2 separate regions of the Homo sapiens genome follow, and region 2 is linked to region 1. A link is a loop called in an ENCODE intact Hi-C map of the cell type or tissue named here. Cell type or tissue: B cell. All regions are shown on one strand. Each heading gives the region's core, and the rest is flanking DNA. Links, peaks and the distances in the headings are about the cores only. Region 1 holds the start of DNAJA3 (DnaJ heat shock protein family (Hsp40) member A3). Region 2 overlaps HMOX2 (heme oxygenase 2).

What was found. Peaks named below come from ENCODE experiments on the same cell type or tissue, not always from the same donor. Only the 100,000 strongest peaks of a DNase experiment are listed, where the experiment ranks them.
Region 2: it touches region 1 in a loop (16-fold over the local background); 4 of 110 quality-filtered maps call a loop at or near these places.

What each region holds. Positions count from the first base shown.
Region 1 is chr16:4,418,139-4,434,116 of GRCh38, reverse strand. It overlaps DNAJA3 (DnaJ heat shock protein family (Hsp40) member A3), which reads right to left and starts at 8,249. Exons shown (of 12, transcript NM_005147.6): 1 at 8,025-8,249. The coding sequence starts at 8,235. It overlaps LOC124903635 (a long non-coding RNA gene), which reads left to right and starts at 8,328. Exons shown (of 3, transcript XR_007064963.1): 1 at 8,328-8,639; 2 at 13,564-13,758. In B cell, for the core only: no CTCF peak of the experiment used is centred there; DNase peaks (open chromatin) are centred at 8,466 and 9,116; H3K4me3 peaks cover 1,979 bases; H3K27ac peaks cover 2,530 bases.
Region 2 is chr16:4,498,937-4,514,914 of GRCh38, reverse strand. HMOX2 (heme oxygenase 2) reads right to left here. Exons shown (of 6, transcript NM_002134.4): 2 at 9,305-9,431; 3 at 7,903-8,020; 4 at 6,711-7,202; 5 at 5,377-5,503; 6 at 4,568-5,286. The coding sequence starts at 9,390. The coding sequence ends at 5,159. CDIP1 (cell death inducing p53 target 1) reads left to right here. Exons shown (of 6, transcript NM_013399.3): 2 at 251-340; 3 at 771-869; 4 at 1,064-1,219; 5 at 1,851-2,124; 6 at 2,232-4,246. The coding sequence starts at 785. The coding sequence ends at 2,343. Among named protein-coding and RNA genes, the nearest start is that of HMOX2, 31 kb to the right of the region's middle. RefSeq lists enhancers at 116-643, 644-1,170, 1,171-1,698 and a silencer at 14,313-14,607. In B cell, for the core only: CTCF peaks have their summits at 8,137 and 8,337 (motif pointing left); DNase peaks (open chromatin) are centred at 8,324 and 9,394; H3K4me3 peaks cover 1,312 bases; H3K27ac peaks cover 3,964 bases.

The sequences.
Region 1 (15,978 bases), core at 5,177-13,176:
TATGAGGGGCTCACCCTTTTGCTCATTCTTCCTGCTGCCATGTTAAGAAGGATGTGTTTGCTTCCCCTTCCGCCACGATCGCTGAGGCCTCCCCAGCCGTGCTGAACTGTGAGTTAAATAAACCTCTTTCCTTTAAAATTTACCCAGTCTTAGGTATGTCTTTATTAGCTGCATGAGAACAGACTAATACACAGGCTACAGCTTTAGGGCTGTTCCCTAATGCACTTCAATAATGGCTAAGGAAGCCACAGTATTCAATTAATATTAAACTATGTCAGAGTATTGGATGAGGCTGATTCTCCTCGCTTATACTACTGGAGTGGTCTCAGTAAACCACTAAAGGAATAATACTCCTGACTGGGAGATGATTAAAAAGGGATTCAGCTCCCCCCTCTTATGCCACATGAGCACTTACCATTTGCTAGGTATTTTCATATTTTCATATTTTTCTGTCACATTTAATGCTTAACAACTCCCCACATTCTTTTCCCTCTATCTTGCAGCCTTGGGTATCTACTTAAGGAGCAGTTCTCAAGACTGCGCTCCCTGGACCAACAGCATCATTAGACTGATGAAAACACAGATGTTCAAGCCCTACTCCAGACATTCACCAGAAACTCAGGAGGTCTCCACCCACTAGATGCCAGTAGAGAACTCCCCGTCTCCAGGCATTGCCAAATGTCCCCTGGGAAGTAAAAGTGTCCCCTGCTGAGAACCAATGACAAATCAATCTAAGAAGGTCGGGGAAGAACTTCTAGGCATCAGCTGTTAAGCTGCAGAAACTGGCTAAGCTGCCCAGGAAAGCATTTGCCACTTTCAGTGGAAAACAAATGGCGGTTACTAACTAGGATGACTTTGTACTTTGGATCTGGATTCACAGCACCTTTTTTAATAGCAAGACACCAACTGCTTAAGAAACAAGGATGTTTTAGTTCATCCACTTAACAGATAGGAAGAGCAGGTTTTTTGTTTTTTGAGATGGAGTCTCGCTCTGTCGCCCAGGCTGGAGTGCAGTGGCGCCATCCTGGCTCACTGCAAGCTCCACTTCCCGGGTTCACGCCATTCTCCTGCCTCAGCCTCCCAAGTAGCTGGGACTACGGGCGCCTGCCACCACACTCGGCTAATTTTTTCATATTTTTAGTAGAGACGGGGTTTCGCCGTGTTAGCCAGGATGGTCTCGATCTCCTGACCTCATGATCCGCCTGCCTCGACCTCCCAAAGTGCTGGGATTACCGGCGTGAGCCACCGTGCCCGGCAGGCTTTTTGTTTCTTTGTTTTTTGAGACGGAGTTTCGCTCTTCTTGCCCAGACTGGCGTGCAGTGGTGCGATTTTGGCTCACTGCAACCTCCGCCTGCTGGGTTCAAGCGACTCTCCTGCCTCAGCCTCCCAAGTAACTGGGACTACAGGCGTGTGCCACCACGCCCAGACTGGAGGTGTTTTAATAGATGAAATCTGTTTAAAAAGTGAATAAGCCGGGCCGGGTATGGTGGCTCCTGCCTGTAATCCCAGCACTTTGGGAGGCCAAGGCGGGCGGATCACCTGAGGTCAGGAGTTAGAGACCAGCCTGACCAACATGGAGAAACCCCATCTCTACTAAAAATACAAAATTAGCCGGATGTGGTGGTACATGCCTGTAATCCCAGCTAGTAAGGAGGCTGAAGCAAGAGAATCGCTTGAACCTGGGGGGCAGAGGTTGCAGTGAGCCAAGATCGCGCCATTGCACTCCAGCCTGGGCAACAGGAGTGAAACTCCATCACAGAAAAAAAAAAGAAAAAAAAAAAGAAAGAAAAATAAGCCTGGGCACAGTGGCTCTCGCCTGTAATCCCAGCACTTTGGGAACCTGAGGCGTGAGGATCGCTTGAGCCCAGGAGTTCGAAACCAGCCTGGGCAACACAGAGACCCTGTCTCTATTAAAAATAAATAAATAAATGGATCAAAGACTTGAACTTATATGACATACTAGATGTTTGTAAATAAACTTATGACATGGAAAAAAAAGAGAGAGAGACAGAAATAGGCTAAAGAGGACTTTGAATCCATACAGATTTATACCTATAACTAAACTAGATGGCAGTGGTGGTAGTGGTGGTTAGAGATGATAACGATTAATGGGGCCTAGGAATAGGAAGGGCCTTAGAGCTATGCTAAGGAGTCTGGATTTTATCCTAAGAGCAATAGGGAGCCACTGCAAATGTTAAACAAAGAACCCATTAGGTTTGCATGAGAAACAACTCTAGGCCAGGCAAGGTGGCTCACGCCTATTGTAATCCCAGCACTTTGGGAGGCCGAGGCGGGTGGATCACTTGAGGTCAGGAGTTCGAGACCAAGCTGGCCAACATGGTGAAATCTTGTCTCTACTAAAAATACAAAAATTAGCCGGTCATGGTGGTGCACGCCTGTAATCCCAGCTACTTGGGAGGCTGAGGCATGAGAATTGTTTGAACCTGGGAGGCTGAGGTTGCAGTGAGCCAAGATCGCGCCATTGCACTCCAGCCTGGGCGACAGAGCAAGACTCCACCTGAAAAAAAAAAAAGAGAAACAACTCTAGGAAGCCTGGGAGACTACTCGAAGTTAATCAGCACAAAACACAACCAGAGGTTGGTTGAGCACATCCAAGTAGGAGGCCAGGTAAAGGATGATCAGACAGGAGAATGGATAGGAATGGTCAGGATACTTAAAATTAGAAATAGGAAATAAATCCGTGTGTTTGGCACACCCAATATCCTCGGGATACAAAAAGCACACTGGAAGTAGTAGGGGTCAGGAGACCACTTTGTGTTTCTTCAGTCAGACTTGAGAAAACACTAGACCTGACTTATTATTGAACTTGTACTCAACCCTCTTTTTATTTCGGAGTAAGGGGTTGCCCGGCCCAGTCCAGCCTCTCTCTCACCACTCATTCCAATGCCACAAGGCGGAGGCTGGTAGTGACCTGTGGCAGCTGTGGCTTCAACATTACGGGCAGAGAACACGGACAGGAGTTAGTACAGAGATAGTAACGCACAAAACTGCATGTGGATAAAGACAAATCACGTTTAATTACAAGACTGATGGCTTTGTTTTTTCTTTTTTTGAGACAGAGTCTCACTCTGTCACCCAGGCTGGAGTGCAGTGGTGTGATCTCGGTTCACTGCAACCTCCATCTCCCAGGTTCGAGCGATTCTTCTGCTTTAGCCTCTCAAGTAGCCAGGACTATAGGCGCACACCACCACACCTGGCTAATTTTTGTATTTTTAGTAGGTAAGAAGTTTCACCATGTTGGCCAGGCTGGTCTCGAACTCCTGACCTCAAGTGATCCGCCGGCCTCATCCTACCAAAGTGCTGGGGTTACAGGCATGAGCCACCATCCCCAGTCTGATGACTTTTGACATTATCCATAGGGCATCAATGATTAACAATAATTAGATTTCATTTAATAGACTATTTATTTTATCACATATGACCAGTAAATGTCCTGTCCTTTTTAGAACAACCCAGAATAAAATAAGCCTCCAAGTCGTTCTAAGAATGGCCAACCCACTGTCCAACAACTGCTTTCTTTTTTTTTTTTTTTGACAGGGAGTTTGGCTCTTGTTGCCCAGGCTGGAGGGCAGTGGCGCGATCTCGGCTCACTGCAACCTCTGCCTCCTGGGTTCAAGCGATTCTCCTGTCTCAGCCTCCCGAGTAGCTGGGATTACAGGAACCCGCCACCACGCCTGACCAACTTTTTCTATTTTTAGTAGAGACAAGCTTTGGCCATCTTGGCCAGGCTGGTCTCAAACTCCTGACCTCAGGCGATCAACCCACCTCCCAAAGTAATGGGATTGCAGGCATGAGCCACCATACCTGGCCACCAACAACTGCTTTCTTTCTGCTTGGAAGAAAAGTCACATCTAAAATGTTGTTATGTCATCTTACTACTAGATTTGAGACAAGATCACAGACTAGTGTTTGGACGCTGAGTTAATGACCTTTTCAAAATTTTTTTTTTTAAGAGACAGGGGTCTCATTATGTTGCCTAGGCCAAATTCAAATTCCTGGACTCCAGCAATCCTCCCACCTCAACCTCCTGAGTAGCTAGGACTATAGAGGCTCGCCACCACATGGCTTCTCAGTTGATGACTTTATTAATTTTTTGGTAGAGAAAGAGTCATACTCTGTTGCCCAGGCTGGAGTGCAGTGGCATCATCATGGCTCACTGCAGCCTCAACCTTCTGGGCTCAAGTGAAACTCCCACCTCAGCCTCCCAAGCAGCTGGGAGTACAGGCAGTTGCCACCATAGTTGGCTAATTTTTTTTTTTTTGAGACACAGTTTCGCTCTTGTTGATCAGGCTGGAGTGCAATGGCGCTAACTCGGCTCACGGCAACCTCCGACTTTCACGTTCAAGCAATTCTCCTGCCCCAGCCTCCCGAGTACCCGGGTTTACAGGCATGCGCCACCAGGCCTGGCTAATTTTGTATTTTTTGTAGAGACGGGGTTTCTCCATGTTGATCAGGCTGGTCTCAAACTCCTGACTTCAGGTGATCCGCCCGCATAGGCCTCCCAAAGTGCTGGGATTACAGGCGTGAGCCACCATGTCCGGCCACAGTCAGCTAATTTTTAAAAATCTTTTTGTAGGCCGGGCGCGGTGACTCACACCTGTAATCCCAGCACTTTAGGAGGCTGAGGTGGACAGATCATGGGTAAAGAGATCGAGACCATCCTGGCCAATATGGTGAAATCCAGTATCTGCTAAAAATACAAAAATTAACTGGGAGTGGTGGCACGTGCCTGTAGTCCCAGCTACTCAGGAGACTGAGGCAAGAGGATCACTTGAACCCAGGAAGCGGAGGATGCGGTGAGCCGAGATCACGGTGAGTCAAGATCATGGTGAGCCGAGATCGCACCACTGCACTCCAGCCTGGCTACAGAGCAAGACTCCGTCTCAAACAAACAAACAAAAAAAATCTTGGCCGGGCGCGGTGGCTCACACCTGTAATCCCAGCACTTTGGGAGGCGGAGGCGGGTGGATCACGAGGTCAGGAGATCGAGACGTCCTGGCTAACACAGTGAAACTCCATCTCTACTAAAAATACAAAAAATTAGCTGGGCGCGGTTGCAGGTGCCTGTAGTCCCAGCTACTCGGGAGGCTGAGGCAGGAGAATGGCCTGAACCCGGGAGGCGGAGTTTGCAGTGAGCCGAGATCGTGCCACTGCACTCCAGCCTGGGCGACAGAGTGAGACTCCGTCTCAAAAAAAAAAAAAAAAAAAAAAAATCTTTTTGTAGAGATGGGATCTGCCTATGTTGCCCAGGCTGGTCCCAAACTGCTAGGCTCATGTGATCCTCCTGCCTCAGCGCCAGCATAGCGCTGGAATTACAGTCGTGAGCCACCCCGCCCAACCAGTTGATGACTCTATCTGTGAAAACAGCACGTACCCTGAAGGATGCCACCTCTCACCTGTGTACACTACCTGATATAAAACTTGCCCATGGCAGGTTATGAGCTCACTTGGGGAACAAGACAGCTAACCGCAGTTCCTTAGTCACAGCTTCACACAAAGCTTAGTGTTTAGTGCCTGTTTCTCTCTTTCACATACACAATAATAACGAGTGCTCCCAAATTTGTACAGCTGGAACATGAACAAATTTGGCTTAATAAAACAAGTCACCTAAGGATTAATATTTGAATGAAAAGATGCAGCCAGATTCTATTTAAAACAACCTTGACATTAGAAAATGTTAGCAAGCTCTAAAAATGGCCACTTTTGCTCATGTTGAAAAATCTAGCCTGGCATGGTGGCACACACCTATAAGCCCAGCATCTTGGGAGGCTGAAGTGAGCCAGGATCACATCACTGCAATTTGGCCTGGGCAACAGAGCAAGAGTCCATCTCAAAATAAAAATAAGGCCGGTCGCGGTGGCTCAAGCCTGTAATTCCAGCACTTTGGGAGGCTGAGGCGGGTGGATCACAAGTTCAGGAGATCGAGACCATCTTGGCTAACACGGTGAAACCCTGTCTCTACTAAAAATACAAAAAATTAGCTGGGCGTGGTGGCGGGCGCCTGTAGTCCCAGCTACTCAGAAGGCTGAGGCAGGAGAATGGCGTGAACCCGGGAGGCGGAGCTTGCAGTGAGCTGAGATAGCGCCACTGCACTCCAGCCTGGGCAACACAGCGAGACTCCGTCTCAAAAAAAAAAAAAATTCATTCTGTTGGCCAGGTGCAGTGGCTGATGCCTGTAACCCCAGCACTTTGGGAAGCTGAAGCAAGGGAATCACTTTAGCCCAGCCTGGGTAACATGGTGAAACCCCATCTACAGAAAACTAGCTGGGTGTGGTGGTGCATGCCTGTAGTCCCAGCTACTCAGGAGGCTGAGGATGGAGGATCGATTGAACCTGGGAGGTCAAGGTTGCACTGAGTTGTAATTGTGCCTCTGCACCAGTCTGGGCAACAGGAGGCCCTGTCTTAAAAAATAATTAAATACATAAATAATCATTCTCTTAACCAAACACACATCCAATCTCTTTGTTCTCTGCCATCTCCTCAGTGCCCAGAACAGTGGCTGGCATACAATTGGCCTCAATTAACACCTGTGAATGAATGAATTTTCAGACAGGTGCTCGAAGGGGTTAAATAATACACCCCGCTCACAGACGCTGGGGAAGTTCACCCCTGAAGCCCAGGCTCTTTTCTTTACATTGCATGAAGTAACCACAATTACTGATACTTTAATGATTGTCTACTATGTAACTATTACAAACTGGATTGCAACAGGAAGTTAGTTGGTATAAATTATCTTGTCAGGGCCCTTTAATTAATCTTTATAAATTTATAGATAGCTTAAATACCATTTGCACAAATTCTAGAGGACACAAAACTAGCACAATTCAGGTACGTACAACACACAGCACAAAACACACGGCATAAGAAAAGAAGGCTAAGCAGGGCACGGTGGTTCACGCCTGTAATCCCAGCACTTTGGGAAGCCAAGGGGAGGCGGATCACCTGAGGTCTGGAGTTTGAGACCAGCCTGGCCAACATGGCGAAATCCCGTCTCTATTAAAGATACAAAAATTGGCCAGGCGTGGTGGCGCATGCCTCTAGTTCCAGCTACTGGGGAGGCTGAGGCAGGATAATCTCTTGAACCCAGGAGTCGGAGGTTGCAGTGAGTCGAGATTGAGCCACTGCACTCCGGCCTGGGCAACAGAGCAAGATTCAGTTTCAAAAAAAAAAAGAAAAGAAAAGAAAAGAAAACATGACTAAGCACTTCAAGGCTTAATGTATAATTCAGTGTCATCTCAGGCAATGATATCAAGCCTCCACCTCCTTGTGACATTTATAAGTGGTTTAACATCTAAGCCTCAGTATCTTTATAAAATGGAATAACAGTGCCTATCATGTGGAAATGTGATGTAAGGGGAAAACCATGCCTGGCCAACAGTAAGTGCTCAATAAATGTCTGACTGTGTTATTATTACAATCACCAACTAAAGACTTCTAAAAAGATTGTTAACTGTGCCCTTCAATTAGCACCACGTGGTAGAAAGAGCGTAAACTATGACATGACTGCTTTGGGTTTGAGACAACTCTTCTAGTCTAACTCCATGACCTTGGGCTGGTCGATTCCTCCGTTGAATCTCAGTTTCTCATTCTTTAAAATGGTGATGACGGCAGGCATCTTGCAGGGTTGTTGTAACAAAGTACCTAGGCCTCTCCGAATGGCAGTTAGCTCTTCCCTTCCGCTACGGGCTAGAAGGTGGAGAGATGGGAAAGGAAGAGGACGAGGGAGCAGCGGCCTCCAGAAATGTTGACAGAGAGGTGAAGGTTCACGATCTACGGGGCGTTTCATCACCGCCGCCGGGGGCTCCACGCTTCTCTCCCTTCCTTGACGGCTGAGCAGCCACTGGGGCCTCCCCGCCTCCTGCCTGTCTGTGTCTCCGGCAATTGTGCATCCGCGTCGGAAGACACCCTCCACCCCACTACCCCTGCAGCCGTAGTCACAGCGAGGAGACTCACTCTTTTCTAGGCCCTGAAACCGCCACTCGGAAGTTGGAACCTGCCCTCACCTGTAAGGCTGACACCAGGTCTCAATGTCAGCAGCGCTCGGGGGCCGCAAGAGGTCAGGGAAGACGCAAAGGCGGGGACGCTCAGCTTGCGGCTCAGCCATGCCCCCACCACGCCCTCCCTGGGCGGCCGGGCCCCTCTACCCGATATAGCCGGCAGCCGCGGGGTCCCCACAACCACCAGCAACCAGCGTGTGGAGCACCGCGCAGCCATCTTGGCCCGGGGACTCTGCGCCTGCGCCGCCCGGCTCTAGGTGGGCCTCGCGGGAACGGCGGGCGCGCGTAGAGGCGCATGCGTCGCGCACGCGCAGGCGCACCGTACGCGTAGCCGCAGCCAACGCGCCTTCCGGGTAGCCATCGCCGAAACGGGGTTTGCTCTGAAGAGTGTTGTTAGGTAGACTCGCCGTGCAGAACCTCGCTATTCTGTGCTAGACAACCAATGGGTGTACGTTATCGGTGTAAGGACGTGGTTGAATGTAGCCGAACTTAAGTGGTCCGAGGGGTCTGGCTAAGGGCGAGACTACAAGTCCCAGCATACAACGCGGTCCTCCGTCGCGCCGCTCCCAGCATGTAGTGCGTGGTTTCCTCCTGCTGACCCTGAGACTTACGACGAATTGCGTGAGTTTTACTCATGCCGTCTCCGCGCGCTTCTAGTAAATCTTCGTCGCCACCCTCAGAATCCTGGCCGCAGTCTCACTGTCTCTTAGGCTGATTCCCCACCCGCCTCCTCTAACAAGACTCAGTTCTCCTTTTTTTCTTTTTTTTTTTTTTGACAGAGAGTCTCGCTCTGTCGCCAGGCTGGAGTGCAGTGGCGCGATCTCAACTCACTGCAACCTCCTCCTCCCGGGTTCAAGCAATTCTCTGCCTCAGTCTCCCGAGTAGCAGGGATTACAGGCGCGCGCCACCGCGCCCGGCTAATTTTTTTGTATTTTTAGTAGAGACGGGGTTTCACCATCTTGGCCAGGCTGGGTCTTGAACTCCTGACCTCGTGATCCACCCGTCTCGGCCTCCCAGAGTGCTGGGATTACAGGCGAGAGCCACCGCGCCGACCTCAGCTCTCTCCTTAAGCGTGTTAGCCTTCTCCAAACCTGCAGTGAACTTGCTGGTTCCGAATGGGAGCCGTGCTGCCCAAAAACTAAATTAGTAAAACTTGTGAGCGCCTACTGTGTGTCATGCATGTTCTAGAATATCGGGGATACAGTGATGCCTGATACACCATCCCTGTTCGGGAGGAGCAAACAATGACTCGAGAGAGGCTCCTTAGCAACTAACAATGTTAAATGCTATCACAGGAATAAGCACTGTTACAGTCATACAAGGTGAAGGAGTCATTCCATTTCTAAAATGGGAGAGAGGAAGTTTGGGATGTCAGGGCTTCTAAGAGGTAAGATTCAAACTGAACATCGATGAAAAGTGTGTCAGGTAGGGATGGAGTATTCCAAGTAGCCTGAACTTAAGAAACAAATGTCTAAGATATGAAAGTGTTTGCCTTCTTTGCTTAAACCCTAAATTTAAGAGTATGTGATGAGGCCGGTCGCGGTGACTCACGCCTGTAATTCCAGCATTTTGGGAGGCCGAGGTGCCGGCGGATCACGAGGTCAGGAGTGCCAGACCAGCCTGGCCAACATGGTGAAACCCCGTCTCTACGAAAAATACAAAAATTAGCCAGTCATGGTAGCACGCACCTGTAATCCCAGCTCCTCGGGAGGCTGAGGCAGGAGACTCGCTTGAACCCAGGAGGCGGAGGTTGCAGTGAGCCAAGATCGCGCCACTGCACTCCAGCCTGGGCAAGAGAAACTCCATCTCAAAAAAAAAAAAAAAAAGAAAAGAAGTGGTGGCCGGGCGCAGTGGCTCACGCCTGTAATCCCAGCACTTTGGGAGGCCGAGGCGGGCGGATCACCTGAGGTCCGGAGTTCGAGACCAGCCTGACCAACATGGAGAAACCCCGTCTCTACTAAAAATACAAAATTAGCCGGGCGTGGTGGCGCATGCCTGTAATCCCAGCTACTCCGGAGGCTGAGGCAGGAGAATGGCTTGAACCCGGAAGGTGGAGGTTGCAGTGAGCCGAGATCACGCCATTGCACTCCAGCCTGGGCAAAAAGAGCGAAACTCTGTCTCAAAAAAAAAAAGTATGTGATGAGATGAGGCTAGGAAGGGAGACCTGACCTGGTTAGTCTTGCAAAGGACTTTCAATTTTCACACTCCCACCATCATAACCACCTCAAGCAATGGGGAAAAAACCTGAGGATTCTTGTTTGGATTTAAAACAAACTGTGCTCATAAATCTTCACCCCCATCCCCAAAGCCTGGGAATCTGTGCTACTCCCCCTCCCCGCTACTCCCAGCATTGTACACCAAATTTTTGTGTACGTGGATGTTAATTTGGGTAGATACCCATAGCTTTCGTCAAATTCTCCACAGGCATTGAGACTCGAAGATTAAAAACCACCGGTCCTGCCAGGCACGGTGGCTCACGCCTGTAATCCCAGCACTCTGGGAGGCTGAGGCAGGCGGATCACCTAAGGTCAGCAGTTCGAGACTAGCCTGACCAACATGGAGAAACCCTGTCTCTACTAAAAATACAAAATTAGCTGGATGTGGTGGCGCATGCCTGTAATCCCAGCTACTCGGGAAGCTGAGGCAGGAGAATTGCTTGAACCCAGGAGGCGGAGGTTGCGGTGAGCCGAGATCGCGCCATTGCACTCCAGCCTGGGCAACAAGAGTGAAACTCCCTCTCAAAAAAAAATAATAATAATAAATAAATAAATAAAACCACCAGTCCTTTGAAGAACAGTGACCAAGCTATTGTAAATTGCAAGTAATAGTTGGAGAGAGTTTGGGCTACGGAATGGGGAGGACTGAGATGAACAAGGGTGTTGGGAGGTGAGCAAGAGTTCCTTTAATACATTCAGCAAATACTTAAATGACCAGCATAGTGATGAAGAGTATGGGTTCTGGGCCAGGCACAATGGCTCACGCCTGTAATCCCAGCACTCTGGGAGGCTGAGGCGGGCGGATCACCTGAGGTCAGGAGTTCAAGACCAGCCTGGCCAACACGATGAAACCCTGTCTCTACTAAAAATACAAAAATTAGCCGGGAATGGTGGCAGGCGCCTGTAATCCCAGCTACTCGGGAGGCTGAGGCAGGAGAATTGCTTGAACCCGGGAGGCGGAGGTTGCAGTGAGCTGAGATAGTGCCACTGTACTCCAGCCTGGGTGACAGAGTGAGACTTTGTCTCAAAAAAAAAAGATACGGGTTCTGACTGGGCGCGGTGGCTCATGCCTGTAATCCCAGCGCTCTGGGAGGCCGAGGAGGGCAGATCACAGCGTCAGGAGTTCAAGACCAGTCTGGCCAACATAGTTAAACCCCGTCTCTACTAAAAATACAAAAATTAGCCAGGTATGGTGGCACATGCCTGTATTTCCAGCTACTGGGGAGGCTGAGGCAGGAAAATCGCTTGAACCCAGAAGGCAGAGGTTGCAGTGAACCAAGATCGCGCCACTGCACTCCAGCCTGGGCAACAAGATCAAAACTCCGTCTCAAACAAAAAAAGAGTATGGGTTCTGTGGCCAGGCGCGGTGGCTCACACCTGTAATCCTAGCATTTTGGGAGGCTGAGGCGGGCGGATCACCTGAGGTCAGGTGTTGGAGACTAGCCTGGCCAACATGGAGAAACCTCGTCTCTACTGAAAATACAAAAGTTAGCCGGGCGTGATGGTAGGCGCCTATAATCCCAGCTACTCGGGAGGCTGAGGCAGGAGAATTGCTTGAATCAAGGAGATGGAGGTTGCAGTGAGCCAAGATTGCGGCACTGCACTCCAGCCTGGGCGACAGAGTGAGGCTCTGTCTCAAAAATAAAGAGAAAAAGAGTATGGGTTCTGTGCTAGGCATGGTGGCTCATGCCTGTCAATCCCTGCACCTTGGGAGGCCAAGGCAGGAGAATCACTTGGGCCCAGAAGTTCAAGACCAGCCTTGGCAACATAGCAAGACCTCATCTTTACAAAAAAAAATTTTTTAATTGGCCGGGCATGGTGGCGCATGCTTGTGGTCCCAGTTATTTGGGAGGCCAAGGTGGGAGGACCACTTCAGTCCAGGAGTTCAAGTCTACAGTGAGCTATGATAGTGCCACTGCATTGCAGCCTGAGCAACAGAGCAAGACACTTTCTCAAAAAAAAAAAAAAAAAAAAAAAAAAAAAGAGTATAGCTCTGGAGTCAGACAGCCTGGGATTGAATTCTAGCTGTGCCACTTACCAGCTGTGTGTCCTTGGGCAACTTACTTCACTCTGTTCTTCTGTTTCCTTTTCTCTAGAATGGGGACATAGGCCAGGCACGGTGGCTCACACCTGTAATCCCAGCATTTTGAGAGGCTGAGGTGGGAGGATTGCTTGAGTCTGGGAGGCTGAGGCTGCAATGGGCCATGATTGTGCCACCGCACTCCAGCCTGGGTGACAAATGGAGACCATATGTCAAATAAATAAATGAGGACTTAATAGTAACGACGTCGGCCAGGCGTGGTGGCTCACGCCTGTAATCTCAGCACTTTGGGAGGCCGAGGTGGGGGGATCACCTGAGGTTCAAGAGCAGCCTGGCCAACATGGTGAAACCCCATCTGTACTAAAGAGTACAAAAATTGCCGGGTGTGGTGGCTCACGCCTGTAATCCTAGCACTTTGGGAGGCCGAGGCAGGTGGATCACCTGAGGTCAGGAGTTCAAGACCAGCCTGGGCCACTTGGTGAAACCCTGTCACTACAAAAATACAAAAATGAGCCGGGCACAGCGGCACGTGCCTATAATCCCAGCTACTTTGGAGGCTGAGGCATGGGAATCACTTGAACCCAGGGGGTGGAGGCTGCAGTGAGCTGAGATTGCACCACTGCACTCCAGCCTGGGCAACAGTGAGACTCTTCCTCAAAAAAAAAAAAAAAAAAAATTTCACCAGGCGTGGTGGCGCGCACCTGTAGTCCCAGTTACTGGGGAGACTGAGGCAGGAGAATCACTTGAACCTGGGAGGCGGAGGTTGCAGTGAGCCGAGATCACGCCACTGCATTCCAGCCTGCACAACACAGCAAGACTCTGTCTCAAAATAAAGCAAAACAAAAAATAGTAATGTCCTCAAAGGGTCATCTGAGTGACATAATCATGTAAAGGCTTCCTATAGTACTTGATGCGTAGCCATTGCTCAATCTGTGTTGGCCCCATGTGCCAGGCTGTACTAAGCACTGAGGATACTAAGAACTCAGACAGAGTTACTTACTCACGGGGAGCCCAAAACTTAGGAGAAATGGGGGTTGGGGGGATGCTGCTGGTTGAGAAGAACAACTTTCAAGTATAGAAGCTGAAAACAAGAGCCAAAAGGACTTCCATTTACTACCTCAGAGTGAGTTAGGAACTAGAGGAGAGCTCAGTAATATGAAAACTGTCACCGTTGTAACTTCCCCCCCTTTTTTTCTTTGTATTTTCGTTTATCCCCCATCTAGTTCCCCATAGTGATGAACAGTAAAAATCCTCCACGTTGAAATGGTGTGTGTGTTCTTGTTTTCAGGGATAGCAGGAAGGCTGATTGTTGGGGAGCCAGTATTTTCTATTATGAAGCAGAGAACTCTTAAGGAGTGGAGTGGATGATGGTAATTACCAAAAGAGAGGACAAAGTCCTTGGGATCTGCCACACAGAAGAAAGAAAAACATGGGAAAGACTCCCAGCTGAGAGCAGCCTGGGCCTATGCCTGGTCTCTTTTTGGTTAGACTTTATTATTATTTATTTTTGAGACAGTGTTTTGCTCTTGTTGTCCAGGCTGGAGTGCAATGGCACGATCTTGACTCACTGCAACCTCCACCTCCTGGGTTCAAGCGATTCTCCTGCCTCAGCCTCCTGAGTAGCTGGGATTACAGGCATGCACCACTGCACCCAGCTAATTTTGTATTTTTGGTACAGACGGGGTTTCGCCATGTTGGCCAGGCTGGTCTCGAACTCCTGACCTTAAGTGATCTGCCCGCCTCAGTCTCCCAAACTGCTGAGATTACAGGCATGAGCCACTGTTCCCTGGCTTTGTTTTCTATTTTGATATGAGCCCAACCCTATGAGGTAGGTAGCGGGAGGACTATTCCCATTTTTACAAACGGACACCACCCCGCCCACAAAGAAAAAAAACAACAATAAAATAAGCTCTGAAAGATGAAAAGACTTGTCCAAGGCCACACAGCTAGTAAGTGAGTGAATGAAGACCCAAGCCCAGGTCTTCTCACAACAAAACTGTGTGTTTTTCCTTTAAACCACGTGCCTATCAATCGTCATTGCGATCAGTATCTCCCAAGCATATGGCTCTTGGGAGTTTCTGAAGTACTTTCTCATGCTTATTTTCATTTGCTTTTCACAACAAAAGAGAGGCAGGGCAAGCATTTATTACTACCATGGGTACAAACTGCTGCCCTGCCTTTCAAGGACTTCTGCTGCAACTGGACACAAATGGATCCATCCCAGGCTTGTTGCCAAAGACTGCAGAAGCCACAAGCTACACCTATCCTCAGTGCCAGTCAGAATATGATCCCGTGTTCTCCAGGCAGAAGCTCAAAAATGTGAGCTTTAAGGAGAAACAGGCCGGGCACAGTGGCTCACGCTTGTAATCCTAGCACTTTGGGAGGCCGAGGTGGGCAGACAGCCTGAGCTCAGGAGTTTGAGACCAGCCTGGGCAACATGGCGAAATCCCATATCTACTAAAAATTCAAAAATTAGCCAGGCATGGTGGTATGCACCTGTAATCCCAGCTACTCGGGAGGCTGAGGTAGGAAAATCACTTTAATCCAGGAGACAGGTTATGGTGAGCTGAGATCACACCATTGCACTGCCTTGGCAACAGAGACTTTATCTCAAAAAAAAAAAAAAAAAAAAGGAGAAACAAATGTTACTTGCAAAGGGAACACAAAGTCGTAAGCGTTTCCCCCTCCACACTTTCATTTCACTAGACCAGCAATTCCACAGAGCACTTTCCCCATCTCCTGAGCTGTGGATATCTGTGAGAGCTGCGAAGGGGTTTAATGGTGCTCCCCGACAGTGCTGGGCTGAAGGCAATGGGAGACAAGACGGTCTCTGTGATTTCTTGCTGAAACCACTGATCATTTGAAGTATAATGGGACTGGCCAAGTTCATGGCTGCCAATGGCTGCAACTCTCCCATGTGAGCTCAGAGATCTTTTACAGAGGGCAGAAGAGCCTGAGCCCAGCTCTTCAGGGGCATGATTTGTCTTAAGTATAGCATTTTCTTTACTTCACACAGAGTATAGGACAATTCCAAGTGGGTGAGGAATGTGTGGTCCAGATGTTCTGGTCTGTGATGTCTGTAGCAGGTGCAGTTCCCTATGAAAGGGGATGATGAGCTGTGCCTCGGTCGCCTAGGATCCAGTGGGACCACTGTCCTGATGATTTTCTTTCTTTCTTTTTTTTTTTGAGACAAAATCTCGCTTTTGTCTCCCATACTGGAGTGCAATGGCATGATCTCGGCTCATTGCAACCTCCACCTCCCGGGTTCAAGTGATTCTCCTGCCACAGCCTCCCGAGTAGCTGGGATTACAGGCACCTGCCACCACGCCTTGTATTTTTAGTAGAGACGGGGTTTCACCATGGTGGCCAGGCTGGTCTTGAACTCCTGACCTCAGGTGATCCACCCACCTCGGCCTCCCAAAGTGCTGGGATTATAGGCGTGAGCCACCATGCCCAGCCACTTGATGATTTTCTTTTTTTTTCTTTTTTTTTTTTTTTTTGAGACAGAGTCTCGCCCTGTCACCCAAGCTGGAGTTCAATGGCACGATCTCGACTCACTGCAACCTCCGCCTCCCGGGTTCAAGCAGTTCTCTGCCTCAGCCTCCCAAGTAGCTGGGATTACAAGCACCCACCACCACGCCCAGCTAATTTTTATATTTTTAGGACAGACAGGGTTTCACCATCTTGGCCAGGCTGGTCTTGA
Region 2 (15,978 bases), core at 3,481-11,480, 82 kb before region 1:
GGGAGGGGAGGCAGAGGGCCCAGCCGTGGCCCTTGGGTGCCAGCAGTCCTGGGGGAGGGAGGAAGCAGACCTGCGACGGGACCGAGGAATGGAGGGGTGGTCGGGTGTGTGGATGGCAGAGTGACAGCTAGGGAGAAGCCGGATGTGGAAGGGGAGGAACTGTGTGGTATGCCCAGGCCCCTGGGCCCAGCCCTGGCTTGGCAGCCCTTGCTCCCTGCTGAGGGCCCTGCCTTTCCTTCCCCTGAAACAGCTCCCGGAGCCCTGCCTGTTCCCTGTCCATCCAGGCCAGCAGCTGAAGGAGCCTCACCTGCCTCCCTTCTCTGAGTAGCACGGATTTGAGGTAAGAAATCCCCCAGAACCCCCATTCCCAGTGCAGCCTGTGGCAGAGATCGGTCCAGTGTCTCCTCCGACTGCCTTAGTGCCCGCTAAACGTTTGGGGAGGGGAGAGCTCGGTGCCAAACTGCTCTCGTGTGGGGCAAGTGCTGAGTTAGGCTCCTTGGGGGACTTTACCTCACTGGGCCCTGCTTCCTGGGTTCTGTCCTTGCCCTTCAGCTTCCAAACAGGGAAGAGCAGGTGACTACTGAGAGGTGAGGATGGTGGCTCTGGGCTAGGTGGCCCTGGGAAAGGTGGGGGATCCCCAGTGCCTGGAGGCAGACCCTTCTGAGGATGGTCACACGCCTTGTGCAGCATCTTGGCCACCCCACAGGGCTGAAGGAGAAGGAACCTGGCTGGGAGCTTAGTTCATGTCTGGGTTTTCCCTCCATGTCCAGGAGAAGCAGCGAAGATGTCCAGCGAGCCTCCCCCTCCTTATCCTGGGGGCCCCACAGCCCCACTTCTGGAAGAGAAAAGTGGAGCCCCGCCCACCCCAGGTAGGGGGTCACTGTTCCTGAGGCTCCATATTGCAGCCCCCTGCCGCCATGGCATGGTTGGGACTCTCTAAGTGGTGATGCCCACTCCAGGGTTACCCCTGGGCCCCATCTGTGTCCCAAAACAGTGGCCTCTGGTCGAGCTCATCGTGCAGAGGCTCCAGCTCAGTCTCCTCTTTCTGCCTCTCTCTGTCCAGGCCGTTCCTCCCCAGCTGTGATGCAGCCCCCTCCAGGCATGCCACTGCCCCCTGCGGACATTGGCCCCCCACCCTATGAGCCGCCGGGTCACCCAATGCCCCAGCCTGGCTTCATCCCACCACACATGAGTGCAGATGGCACCTACATGCCTCCGGGTGAGTGGGGAAGGGATCTGAGGGGAGCATGGGGAACTCCTGGCTGCTGTCTGGCCTGCGCTGGCTGTCCTCAGTACAGGTGGGCATCTGCTGTAGGGCAGGGACTCCAACACGCCCAACCAGCCCTTGCCTAGGGCTCAGGCTGTGTGTGGACAGGGACTGTGGACGTGGGAAGGTGGGACTGCTCTTATTCAGGCTGGTCAGGAAGGGCTGGTCCTTGGCACACCAGGACCTGACATGGGTGGGGAGGGGCGCCTTGTGTGCAGGAGAGGGGTGGGTGACCCGCAAGGCTTTCCCTCTCTTGGTCATGGGCTTGAGGCTGAGTGCCCTGTCCTTGCATGCTGGAGACAGACAGAGGAGCAGAGGGACCGGGCCATGTGCCTGGCTCTCTGCCACATCTGTCATGGGCCCCAAGGGGTGGGGACCAGGAAGGGCTGGGAGAATGTGGCCCCACTTGACTTAGGGCCCCAGCTGTAAGGCCTCCCACTGGCCCGTTAGGAGGGCGGTAGGAGGTCTGAGGCGTAGCCTTGCACGCTGGGCGCTGTGGACCGTGGGGCTTTGCGCCAATCTCTTTGTCTGGTGCAGGTGGCAGGCCAGTGACCTCTCGCCTCCATCTTCTGTGCCATTCCAGGTTTCTACCCTCCTCCAGGCCCCCACCCACCCATGGGCTACTACCCCCCAGGGCCCTACACGCCAGGGCCCTACCCTGGCCCTGGGGGCCACACAGCCACAGTCCTGGTCCCTTCAGGAGCTGCCACCACGGTGACAGTGCTGCAGGGAGAGATCTTTGAGGGAGCGCCTGTGCAGACGGTGTGTCCCCACTGCCAGCAGGCCATCACCACCAAGATCTCCTACGAGATTGGCTTGATGAATTTCGTGCTGGGTTTCTTCTGTTGCTTCATGGGGTAGGTGGTGTGGGCACTGGTAGGGTGGGGGCTGCACCAGGGTCAACTGGCTGCCTCTGCCTCCTCCGCAGCAGGCCTCAGCCTGTTCTTCCCTGTCTCTGATTCAGATGTGATCTGGGCTGCTGCCTGATCCCCTGCCTCATCAATGACTTCAAGGATGTGACGCACACATGCCCCAGCTGCAAAGCCTACATCTACACGTACAAGCGCCTGTGCTAACGGAGCTGGGACTCGGGACTCCCCCGCCTGTCAGTCTGGCCCCCTGTGCTTTGCTCCCTGTGCTCAGTGGTCACTTTCCCGCTCCCACTTGGGGCTGGGAGCCGTGCCACCATCCCCTAGAAGTCCTGTCCTCTTCACCCTGCCCTACCTGAGCCGCTGACTCTTCTGGCAAAAATTCTGTTGGGATTTAAGGCCAAGGGTCAGTGGGTGGCAGGGGGCTGACAATGAGCTTGTGTGTTGTTGGTCTGCTTGGTGTGTGTGATCGGGAAGATAAGCTGGGAGGGGTCTCCTGCTGGGGTCCTGATGCCTCTGTTTCCAAACAAGGTACAGGTTCAGTCCAGACTCTTTCCCCCTGGGACCAACAGCAGCCAGAGCAGTTAGCCAGTTAGTCCCCAGGCCTGTGGCCACAGGCGTTTCTGACCTGCTGGGCCGAGAATGGGTAAGTTGTCTGGAGTCAGGTGGGCCCACGTAGGACAGGGTCACAAAGCCTGGGTTTGTTTCTGGGTACTTTGCGCCTCTGGGGTGCTAGAGGTGGGGCATGGTGGCTGGAAGTAAAACTGCCAACTCTGGCCCTCAGAACTCTCAGGTATAGAAGCCCAGGATGTCTAATACCCTGTCCCAGTGCCCGAGAGCTGCCTGGTGTCAGGTAGAGAGGACACTGTACCTGGGTGAATGATCAGACCCTGGTAGCTAAGAAGGAACTTGTCCCTTTGAGTCAGTGTGCAGACCCCCTTTCAGGCCATGCCTCTGTGAACCCTGTATTGCTGGGGCCGGAAGGAGCCCCTGAGCCTAGCCCCTTCCCGTCTGCCCTGTGTCCTCACTGCGTGTGGGTATGACCTCTGCCTGGTGGCTGGTGTATCCCAACTGGGCAAGAGATGGCAGAGGGTCCCCCTTGTGGGTGCGCTTGGATGTGCAGAGCCTTCTCCATGGATTTTCTTCCCTGTAAGTGCCGGGCCCCTCACCCCAGCTGACAGGCTGTTGCTGTGCCTGCTCACACCTGCTCCTGCAGGCACACTGGGCTAGGGACGAGGAAGGAGCAGCCACAAGTGGTAGAACTGCCTTGGTGGACACCAGCCTCGCCCTGTCTTTATTTCCTGAATGGTTTGTGAACTTGCTCACCTGGACCACTGTATCCTGCCACTGTCCTTCCTGGTCTCGCACTGCCACTGCATGGCCTCCTGTCACTGTGAATCGTGGCCCAGTCTCAGTTTGTAGTTTCTCATTAAATTGGCCCTTTCACTCCCCCGCCCTGGGCCTCTGCTCTCTTGCCTGGCTTCCTTCTTTTTTGAGGGAAAGAGGGTGGGGCTGCAGGCAGTCTACTGGCAGGACGGGAGGCTGAGTCCTCAGGGTCTCACACCCTCAGTGCTGATGCCATGCCAACTGCCTGGGACAACACCAACACGTAAGGACCTAATTAAACCAAACCAGAGTCGGGTGTAGACCAGCCCTGGGATTTCCAGCTGTGACTGGGCCAGGGCACACGTTGGTCTCGGCAGTGGCTGTAAGGTCACCTTCCTTCCTCTGATGCTGGTTTCAACCATCTATATATGGCATCCACGCATGGGATCTGCAAGCTGGAGCCCTCCTACCCGCAGGCTTGAGCACAGCATCATCCAGCCCTGGGGAGGCGCACCCTTAAGCAACACAGACTGGGCTGAGGCTGACAGGCAGAAGACTAACAGAGCGCAGTCTGCACACGCAGGTTCTGGGCGACCTCTGGCCCTGGCCATCTCTGCACTAACTCATCTGAATTATGAAGGTGGCAGTCTTGGTCAGTAGTTTAAAGAGTTTCCCTACTTTTTAACCCTTTTTGAAATAAAACTTTTACAGGTAGTAGATTCCTATTAATAAAATTATTTAAGTTCATGTTTCTCTTTTAGAGAATGAATTGTTTAAATACAAATATGTGCTTTTTTAAAACCCTTATTTTTAAATATATATATATATTTTAAAAAAACCTTTTAAGTAGGAAACCTCTAAGGTATTTCTGAGCTAAAAAATAGCAGTGCTGGATACACTTTAAAGATCTTTGCAAGACGGTTAGAGTGACTTTGCTTTGGAGACTAGAGGTGCTGGAGAGTAGACCCAGAGCAGGAGGTGGCTGCTGGGAGCCATGATGGACGATGTCCACTCCCCACACAGACATAACATGCCCTTGCTTCTGAGGGACTCTCCTATGGGGAGGTGGCTTGACCCACCCGGTGCCAGGAGGCAGGGAAGGAGGTAGCTTGCAAAGCCCACTTTATTGAGTGCTGGAGCATTTACACAGCGCGGAGGAGGAGATAAGCTGGGGCTGAGCAAACCGCACCCAAGGGGTTAGAGGGATTCTGGGTGAGAGGGATGAGCTCCCAAGGCCTCTGAGGCTTCCACCCACACCCACCCTCACTCCCAGGGTCCAAGAGAGGCCCAGAAGTTGTACAGCAGCATCCAGCAAGGCCCCCTCGCACAGCTTGGACTTACAGGCCACTCACCTCCAACAGGGGAGATAGTCACCCATGTACTGCAAAAACAGGGACTACCGGAAGCAGCCTAGGGCCCAGAAGTGTGGAAGCCTGGAGTAGAGCTGGGTCGGGGGCCAGGCTTGCTGCACTGTGCCGACTGCTCCCAGGGTGACGGCCTGTGCCCAGTGCGGAATATGGCCCATAGAGAGGATGCTGTCAGGCAGAGGCTCTAGCATCTGGCTTTTATTGGTTGCCTTTCTTAAACCCAGCATTTTTTAAAAAGTCACCTGAGGTGGTAGTTTAGTCAGGGCTGGAGAAAGGGGTAGGCCAGTGGTCAGTCGGGAGGAGGGTACCGGTGTGGCATGATGGGTGCTTCACATGTAGTACCAGGCCAAGAGTCCAGCAGCTAGGGCCACACCAGCGGCCAGGATGAACTGGAGGCTGGGCTTCCTCAGCACAGCCATAGCTGTTCGGAAGGGACAGCTGCTGCCCTCCAGGGCACCTGTGTGGCAGCACCAATAGGAGACATGGCATCAGTGGAGTCTCCTGCTACACCTGCCCCAGGAGGGGAGCTCAGGACACACAGACCTACCTTTGTCTTGTTCAGCAGCGTAGAAAGGGCATTTACGCATGTCTCCTTTCCCATCGTGTACAGGGAACCCATCCTCCAAGGTCTCTCTGGCCAGTGTGGAGCCGGCCTGGTCCAGTTCATTGAATATCTGCAGGAGCAGAGGATCGACTGAGCCATCTTTGGGCTGCCCATACTTTTTTTTTTTTTTTAAATGTCTTTTGAGATGAGGTCTCTGTTGCCCAGGCTAGAGTGCAGTGTTATGAACATGGCTAACTCACTGCAGCCTCAAACTCCTAGGCTCAAGTGGTCCTCCCACCTTATCCTCCTACGTGTGTGTACCACCATACCTGGCTAATTTTTAAATTTTGTGGGGAGATGGTGTCTCACCTTGGTTGCCCAGGCTGGTCTTCAACTCCTGGGGTCAAGTAATGCCCCTGCCTCAGCCTCCCAAAGTGCTGGGATTACAGGCATGAGCTACTGCGCCTGGCTACACTCTCCTTTTAGAGGACGCCCTCCAGAGAGAGTGAGCTGGAGCAGGTGAGCTTGCTCAGGTGTGCCAACTACACAGCAAGCAGCACTGGTGGGCGGCAGCTGCACTGCCTGATGGTCTTCCCTCCCTAGCAAGAGCTCTGGGGAGGTGTGGATATTGGTACCCCAAGAAGGCTGCCAAATGCTGGGTCTCCCCTGGGAACTGACCAGAGATGTAGCCTTCTCTGAGGTGGCTCAAGCCACTGAAACTACCACAGCACAGACAGGAGGGCATGAGTACATCCCCATTTCTAGGTGCTGGTTATTTTTTTATCAAGAAGCAACAGAAAACCTGGAACATGGGAGAATGAGACTGTGGCAGGGCATACTCATCCTGAGTGCCCTGGGAGGCCTCAGTGGAAGCTGACAGGACCTGGGGACAGAGTAAGCTTCCCCAGGTTCAGCCTCATCTAAAGGCTACTTGTAAACAGAGCTTATTTACTCTCCTTGGTGGCACTGGCTCTCTATTAACTTATAAAGCAGGGCTTCTCAGAGCAAAACTTGAAAAGAAAATTAACCATTCTTCAAGACCAGCATCCTGCAATGAGGGAGGAAGCCAGCTCCATTCTTCCAGACCCCTCTATGTGCGAGAGGACTCACCCTTCCCAAAACACTACCCACTGGCATCTATCACACCAGGCCTCCATGCTGGGAACCACCCACTGGGCCCACAAGCTCTGGTGGCCAATCTGGTGGCCACCTTCCTCTCGGCACCCTGCAGCTCATCTGTCCTAATGCCATGTGTGCCTTCATGGGCCACTATGGATCTGCTACCACTGTCAAAGTTTCCCTCTTCAGCCCTAGCAGCTGGCAGCCCCCAATAGTACCTGCATGTTATACTCAAAAGCCTTGTTGGCCTCCTCCACGATCCTCTCTTTGGTCTTCATGTTCAGGTCCAGGGCGTTCATCCTGGCCCGGTAGAGCTGCTTGAACTGCTGGGCATTGTCCACATTCTCAAACAGGTAGAACTGGGTCCCTTCCCCTGTGCTGGGGAGTTTCAGTGCTCGCTGGGCCACCTTCTTCAGCACCTGGCCCCCCGAGAGATCCCCCATGTAGCGGGTGTATGCATGGGCCACCAGTAGCTCCGGCTCGTTCTGCCCTATGTAGTGGATCCGCTCCACGTACTTCTGGGCAGCCTTGGGGCACTGCACCTGCTCCTCCCAGTTTTCACCAAAGAAATACTCCATGTCCTTGGTCAGCGCCTCCTTCCGGTGCAGCTCCATGGGGAAGTACAAAGGGGCAAAGGCTGGATGGTCCTTGTTGCGCTCCATTTCCTCCTCGAGGGCTGAGTATGTGAAGTAAAGTGCCGTGGTGGCCAGCTGTGGAGGTGACAGGAGGAGGCCAGCTATGCCTGAGCACACCACATCCGAGCAGCTGGATGCAGAGGCTCAAGTGACAACCCCCAACCCCAAAGACCCAATCCTATGGTCCATTTTTATGTAGTGAATTATTTAACACACAAGGAAGCTTTTGTTTCTTAAAGGAATGGCATGGTGAAGTCTTTGGAACACGCATACTTTTGCTTCCTTCACACCACTATGTTATTCTATCTAAGCCATGAGAACCAATTTTTTTTTTTTTTGGCGGGGTAAAGAGTCTCGCTCTGTCACCCAGGCTGGAGTACAGTGGGACGATCTCGGCTCACTGTAACCTCCGCCTCCCAGGTTCAAGTGACTCTCCCACCTCAGCCTCCCAAGTAGCTGGGAGTACAGGCACGCGCCACCACACCCGGCTAATTTTTGTATTCTTAGTAGAGACAGGGTTTCACCATGTTGGCCAGGCTGGTCTCAAACTCCTGGCCTCAAGTGATCCACCTGCCTCGGCCTCCCAAAGTGCTGGGATTACAGACATGAGCCACTGTACCCAGCCGAGAGCCAGAGCTTAACGTCAAGAAGGAATGGAGTGTGGAGAAAAGCCCAGCTTTTCCCTCAGAGTGGCTCCAGGGGCACTTTTCTCATGGGACCAAGGCCCCCACCCCAACCCCATATGACAGTCTGGAACCCAATGCGGGGCACAAACCTTAAACAGCTCCTTCTTAATGTTGCCTTTCAAGAAGTCCTTGACAAACTGGGTGTTTTCTGCCCGGTCGTGTGCTTCCTTGGTCCCTTCCTTCAGGAGCTCCGAGAGGTCAGCCATTCTGTGGAGAGATGGGAGGTGTTTGTGTGTCAATTAGCCCTTCCCAGCTTTCCAGAAAGGACCATAGAGAGAAGATTGAGTCCACACCCCAAGGTGACCACCTGTTGTACTGGAGGCTGGGGCTTCTCAGACACTTCACTCCAACACAAATAGCAGCAACTTGTCAGGGAACACAGGACAAGCAGACATGACATTCTGCTCCAAGGACTCAGGACACAAGGGATAACTGTGGCCTGCTCCTTGAGAGTAGTACCCACGTCCATGTGTCTGTGTTGGGAACCACCCAAATGAGCAATGCTTTGCTTCTGTGGCCACCTAGTGGTCGAAGAGACACACATCTGTATTCCCTTCAGTATTTGCTGGCTTCTCTAAGAACAGCCTGCCTTGGAACGTGTCTTCTGGAATTCACACACCTCAGTAAGGCTGTGACCATGGGTCTCCTCAGATGGCCCTACTGCCTTCCTCCCACCTTGGACCCACAGCTTCTTTGAGACTATATGTGACTAGGACCAAGCACGGAAGGATGCAAAGGAGACAACCGAGAGGCTAGGGCCAGGACGCTGGGTTTGTGCTGCTTAACGAAATTACACAGTTGTAAAGGTGTGTGGATGGATGGACAAGGTAGAAAACATGTGATCCTAAAGATGGTGGTACTTGGGCAGGGGCTTACATGTGTCCACACAATCCATCTACAAGAGTGAGAAAAATTTGGCCTTATCATGGTCTGGCTTCTGCTGTCTTCTTTAGGAGATTAGCTCGTTATCATCCATGTGCTGAGAATCAATTTATTATTAGCAATTATTTCAAGGGATAAAAAAAAAACTTGGCCAATGACAGGGCTATGAGAGGCTAATGATGCAGAACAGGGCCTGGAAGCTCAGGTTTAGCATGAGCTGTCCCTATACAGAGTAAGGAAAGGCTGCCCTGCAGTCTTTTATGTGGTAAAAGACTGAACAGAGCCAGCTTTGCCTGCGTTTACCCTTTCTCAGCCCAGATGAGGAAACGCACAAGTTTTTAAAAAGAAAAAAGGATAACTACCATCAAATCCTATCAGCACTCCCAGGAGCACCTGCCCTGCCTCCTTGGATGAGACAATGGACCAGTGGGGAGAGTTCTAAGCAGCCGAAGCTGTATGCGGTCCCTGCAGGGCCAAGCAGGCACCCAGGGGTCCAGAGCTCATGGCCCATGGCCACTCCCCAGTGCTGCCAACAGACAAAACCAGGTGTGCTGAGCACGACAGGTGCTGGGCCCACCTGATTCAGTGCAGCCAGCCCCCATCGCTCACCTCATTTGGTTCTCCTTTTCTAGGGCCCCAGAGTTCTTTTTTTCTGACTCGTCTACCCCCTCTGAGGTTTCCACTTCCGCTGACATTGCTGCTGGGTGTGGTTCTTGCTGCTCTCGCTCCTCTGGTCCTGCAGAGACACAAGGAGCTGGTGATGTGGCACCCACGGCAGTCACTTCCCCAAATACCTGTCGGTTCTGCTTTCCTCAGAGCGAATGTAACCAAGGTGACACCCACACACCCCAGGATTGTTTTCTTTAAAATAAAGCTCTGCCATTACTGGGACCATAGTGGAATATGGAAAAAATCTGAATATGAACAATGTATTAGGTAATAGCATTGTATTGACATTAAGCTTGCTGGTTTTTAAAAATAATTGTACTGCGATTATATAAGAGAATGTCTTTGTTCCTAAGAAATACACACTGGGGTATTCAGAAGTAAAGGTACACTGCCTGCAACTCCCTGTCAGATGGTTCAGAAGACAGTGTGTGTGCATGTGCATATGCTGCAGGGTGGGGGACACTGGCAAGTCAGAAAAGCAAACAAGGCAAAATCCTAGCAGTGAATCTGGGGAAGAGGTATGAGAGTTCTTTGTACTATTCTTACCATTTTTCTGTATGCTTAAAACTGTATCAAGGCAGGGCACAGTGGCTCATGCCTGTAATCCCAGCACTTTGGGAGGCCGAGGCAGACTGGAGTTTGAGACTAGCCTGGTTAACATGGTGAAACCCTGTCTCTACTAAAAATACAAAAAATAGCCGGGCATGGTGGTGCACACTTGTAATCCCAGCTACTCGGGAGGCTCAGGCAGGAGAATCTCTTGAGCCCAGGAGGCAGAGGTTGCAGTGAGCCGAGATCACGCCGTTGCACTCCAGCCTGGGCAACAAGAGCGAAACTGTCTTAAAAAAAAAAAAAAAAAAAAAAAAAAGACCGTATCAAAATTAAAAGTTAGGCCAGACACGGTGGCTCATGCCTGTAATCCCACCACTTTGGGAGGCCAAGGTGGGTGGATCACCTGAGGTTAGGAGTTTAAGACCAGCCTGACCAACATGGAGAAACCCTGTTTCTACTAAAAATGCAAAATTAGCCGGATGTGGTGGCGCGTGCCTGTAATCCCAGCTACTCAGGAGGCTGAGGCAGGAGAATCACTTGAACCTACGAAGCAGAAGTTGCAGTGAGCCAAGATCGCGCCACTGCACTCCAGCCTGGGCAATAAGAGTGAAACTCTGTCCAAAAAAAAAAAAAAAAAAAAAAAATTGAAAGTTACCAAAAACAAAGAAAACCTCAAAAACCTTAGGGAAACAAAAAGCTTGGCAAGCAACGCACAGTTCCACCCCTCTGCAAGCGTGCTGAGGCCAGTTCATCCTACCTGTGAGAGGCTGGGTGCCTTGTGCAGAAGGCAGCCTACAGGAGTTACCAAAAAAGCAGACTGTCCCTAGCCTACTCAGGACTTTGCTAGGCTGAAGGAAATATTAAGTTGGCCAATCAATTCCCATTGCCTGCTGCAAATGCTGAGCCTTTGTCAGCCAGGGAAACACAGTCCCATAACAAGGCAAGCTCATCCTCCATCCCTCGGGGCTTCTGCTCAGGCAATGTAAGGCGCAGCCCATTTGGGGAATCTTCCACATGAATAGCAGCACAGTAGCACCGACAACTAATAAAGTAACTCACAAAGACAGAACTGGGGCCAAATCAGGCCAAACTGGGCCAAGGAAAAAGAACTTATTTACTGAGCATTTTCTATGTGCTCTACCCAGAAACAGGTGTCAAGAAGAACACAGAAGTGTTAAGAAATGGTCCTTAAAAGGCCCAAGGCACATATCCTTCCTGAGTTTTCTCTAGATACCTAGTTACATTTTTGTTATCTTTTAGGATATTATAGTACATGGTTTGCTCACTGAGGTCTTTTTGAACCATCTCTCTCACCTTTAGATTTAGCATCTCTACTGGGATTATTTTAGGAAGTCAAGCAATAACTCATATAGCACAATGCCTACCATGTGATAAGCACTCAATGAATGTTACATCATGATCATACTTTATTTTGACTGAGGCTTAGTGATGTCTGAGAACACTCAGAAAATAAACATCGGGATGTACAGAAAAATGGAACCTTCTCTTGACTCCAAATCAGAGACACTCTACTCTGCAATAATGCTGATGAACTGTACGATGCACAGCACAGTCTAGAAGAATGTGAAAGCAGGCAGGTATTACATGCAGGGAAGAGTATGCAGAGGGCTTCCTGGGGCAGGACCCTCAACACAGACAGGATTTGGGGCAGGGCTGGGGGAGGGCCTCCAGATCAAGGGAATATTATGAACAAAGCCAGAAATGGGTAGTTCACAGAGATAGCATAAGGCTGCCCAGCTGTGCGTCCACTTACCAAGGGGCAAAAACAGGCATTGCAAGCTGTAGAATAAGCCTCACATGGGCCTTCAGACCTTGATTTATAAATGTTTTCTTTTTTTTTTTTGGTAAAAGTACAGCTTTGCTAGCCGGGCGCGGTGGCTCACGCCTGTAATCCCAACACTTTGGGAGGCCGAGGTGGGCAGATCAGGAGGTCAGGAGTCCGAGACCGGCCTGGCCAACATGGTAAAACCCTGTCTCTACTAAAAATACAAAAATTAGCCAGGCATGGTGGCACACACCTGTAATCCCAGCTACTCAGGAGGCTGAGGCAGGAGAATCGCTTGAACCTGGGAGGCGGAGGTTGCAGTGAGCCGAGATGGAGCCACTGCACTCCAGCCTGTAATCCCAGCTACTTGGGAGGCTGATGTAGGAGGATTTCTTGAGCCTGGGAGACAGAGGTTGCAGTGAGTCGAGATCATGCCACTGCACTCCAGCCTGGCCGACAAAGTAAGACTCTGTCTCAAAAATAAATAAATAAAATACTTTAAATAATAAGAACAGCTTTGCTGTACACCCTTGAGGACCCTGAGAGCCAAAATTTGTCTCTGGCTGCTCAGTTCTCAGGCAGCAGAGAAAAAGGTGCTGGGATGAAAACACTGAGCTATCTAGAGGAGGGAGGGGTGCAGTAAAGGGTCCTGGAGCCTCTAGATGGGTGATGGAAGTAAAGGACCAGGCTGAGGGCACACACACACCAGGCTGAGGGTCCAGGTACCCCAGGACCACAGGCCCCATGCTTCTTACAGGCAAAATGAGGCAAAGACAAGTGCCATCCATGGCCCAGGTTACCAACTGCAGTAACTTCAGCGTGCTTCTTGCCATTTGCACCTACTTATCATGCTGCACAACAGTGATAGGGAACGTGATTAAATCTCATTAACTGTGTTTTACTCAATAATAACTGCATGCTCTGGGAGAGTATAGTCTTGCTTAATTAAACAACAAGTCCTTGTGCTTCTCCGAAAAATACAAAAAGGAGCCAGGCACAGTGGTTCGCACCTATAATCCCAGCATTTAGGGAGGCCGAGGTGGGCAGATCACCTGAGGTCAGCAGTTCGAGACCAGCCTGGCCAACATGGTGAAAGCCCATCTCTACTAGAAATACAAAAATGAGCCAGGCATGGTGGTGGGCAATTTTTTGTAATCTGCTGTCCACGACTTCAAATTTTCTACACTCAAAATAGGTTCTACCGATTTTACTTTGAAGGAAAGCTAACAGGAAGAATACTGAGTTCTCAAGGCGGGCTGAAAGTACCAACTACCATCTGTACAGACCTGGGGGCTGGGGGCAGAGGAGGCTCCTGGGAAGGCTCGGTTAGCATATTCAACCCACAGACTGGGGCCAGGGGAGGCGACCCTGTGGCCTAGCCACTGTCCAAGGGAGTGGCCACACAGTGTGGCATTCAGAGGCCACCTTGCAACTGCAGAAACATAATTTTTTTTCACTTTCTGAAAAGCTACATGTCCAGACTTAGTCTGGCTGGTTTCTATACTTGAATGCTCTTTTCTTTGCAGGAACCATTGGAATCTCTAGAAAATTGAGGGCCAAATCATAAATATAGAACCTTTTTAGACTTCAATGTCTAATATCCACAAGAAGCTACATGTTCCCCACCCCCACAAAAGAGAAAAAAAGATCCTAAAATATTCCACTCTGGGAAATACACTTCAAGAAATAGTAATAGTAATTGTAATCTGTATCAAAATAATACCCAGCCATACTATGATGTTAGGAAAAAAACAACACACAGCCTAAGAACAAAGGGCATGACTGCTCAAACAACAGTCAACAATGGAATCCTGGCACAGCCGGGGCAAGTTGATAAGCTGTGTTCATGCATGGAAAAGCCTACAGAAACTTTTTATTTTTTTAAAAAGGATCCCAAACACCGACTATAACTGTGTGCAAAAGTATACTGATAATGACAAGTGGGAAATTTGGAGAGCTATAAATACTTGTTTTTTGTTGGACTTTTTAGCCAACTGGCTGCTTCTTTTATATGGAGTGACTCAATTCTCTTGGAAAGAAAAAGGGAAGAGGGAGGGGAAGGCAGCGAAGGGAAGGGAAAAAAGAAACCGAGAGACAGGAATTGGACCAAGCAAACCAGCTAAGATCCCGCACTGCATTAACTAACTAGTCAATGGAAGCTCCTGGGTCCTCTTTTCTGTTACAAATTCTAGAAAGGCCAGTCTACCCTCTCTCTTTCCCATTTCCAAAAAACTGGGACCCTCTGTTTATAAAATCTACCTCCACTACTCCATAATTCCAGTACTCCTAGCTGTTCACCTCATCAGCTGCTGATTCTCATTCCAACACCTGAGCTAACAGAAGCAGTAACAAAGTTCCTATCACAGTTACTTCAAGCAAAAGAGGTTCCTTTAGACCAGCTCAGCAGATCCAGAACACTGTCTCAAAGCTTTTGCTCCTGCTAAATTGCTGGCATGAGGCACTACCAGGACTTCTGAGACAACGAAGATGGTAAATCCTCCTCCATGGAGACTAAGTCCAACAAATTTCAGGTCAGGTAACTCAGTGCATTGCTACCAGGTGGGAATATAATCTAAGGACTATATTATAATTCATTTCCCATCTGGTCATACAGAAAGGAACAATAAAGACTTCTTTGCCCTGGAGAAACCTGAACTGAAGGAAGAGAGCAGGTTGCTGAGCTCAGCCAGCACCGAGAGTAAGCAACAGCAGACTGACTCACTCCCTGGAATGAGAACAATTCTGCAGGCTTCTGACTCAATGAAATAGTGACACTTGACAGTGACCAGCTACTACACTGCATGAGATGCCCACAACATGAACTCGGGTTGTTACCCCACAAACACAGGGAGGCTAAGTGGCTGCTCAGAGACTTCTGCACTGGGACTCCACGAGTGCTCCCTCCCTGCTGAACACCTTGCAGTTGGGCATCAGGATTCTTACCATCACCCTGGATGGGGGTCCCCTGCCTGCTTCCTAGAAGGCTGTTTGCAGCTCAGAGCTCACTCCGATATAAAATTGCCACCATATTAATATGAGGTGATTACGCTTCAGCTTCCACAACTGACTGTCATCCTGTCTTCCCAGTTAAACCAAAAGCTTCCTACAAGAGAGATCCAGATTCCCTCAGATTCAGATCAGGGTCCAATATGACTTATAGGCCAGCACCCTGGGGAGCATCCAACCTGAGTTACAGCTGTTGCAAATACACAGATGGAGTTCCTACTGAGAAAGCCAGTTAAATAGAGGATTTGTGTGCCTGTGCCTGTGTGTGTAACAAGAAAATAACAGCTAAATTCTAAAATACCAAGTAAAGTAATACAAATTTTTAATTGGGTCCCATGTCTCTAAATTAACTGTATGAAATCTGTTTTGACTTCTCTTCAGATCTGACTTGACTCCTAAGTTTTTAACTGACAATTATATTTATGGGGTACAGTGTGATGTTTGGACACATGTATACATTGGGGAATAATTAAATCAGGGTTATTAACATATCCATCAGCTCACATGCTTATCATTTCTTTGTGGTGACAACTTTTAAAATCCACTCTTTTACCAATTTTGAAGTATACAATACTATTATAATATTAACCATATTAACTATAGTCACCATGCTGTAAGGCAGATCATCAGACCTTATTTCTCCTAACTGAAATTTTGTACCCTTTGATCAACATCTCCCCTTTCCACACCCACCCTTCCCTTCCCCCAGCCGCTGGTAACCAACATGTTACACTCTCCTTCTATAACTGACTTTTTCAGATTTCACATATAAGTGATATCATGCACCATTTGTCTTTCTTTCTTTGGCTTACTTCACTTAGCATAATGTCCTCTAGATGCATCCATGTAGTCACAAATGACAGAATTTCCTTCTTGTTTATGGTTGAGTAGTATTCCATCGTGCATAAATACCAGCTTTTAAAAATCCATTAATCCACTGTGTGCTGCGAAGACTAAGTGGGCTAACACGCATGAATGTTTGACAAAATGCAGCACCACCTCAAATATTGAGCTCTTACTGAGGAAGTCGCTGGTGAGAATGAGCAATTGGGTGATTGTTAAACACTGAGGAAGAACAAGAAATCCAGCAATTTCAGATAGTTCTGGGCAGGTCACACCTGAGGACTTCTGACTCAGACCTCATTCTCCAGCAGCGTCAGGAAATAGGAATATCTGCCCTTTCTAAGGTGAGCCACGTGAGCACTGGAGGCTAGAATACCCACATTGCAGATGCCACTGGAGATTGGCTGAGCCACATGTTTGGGGCAGC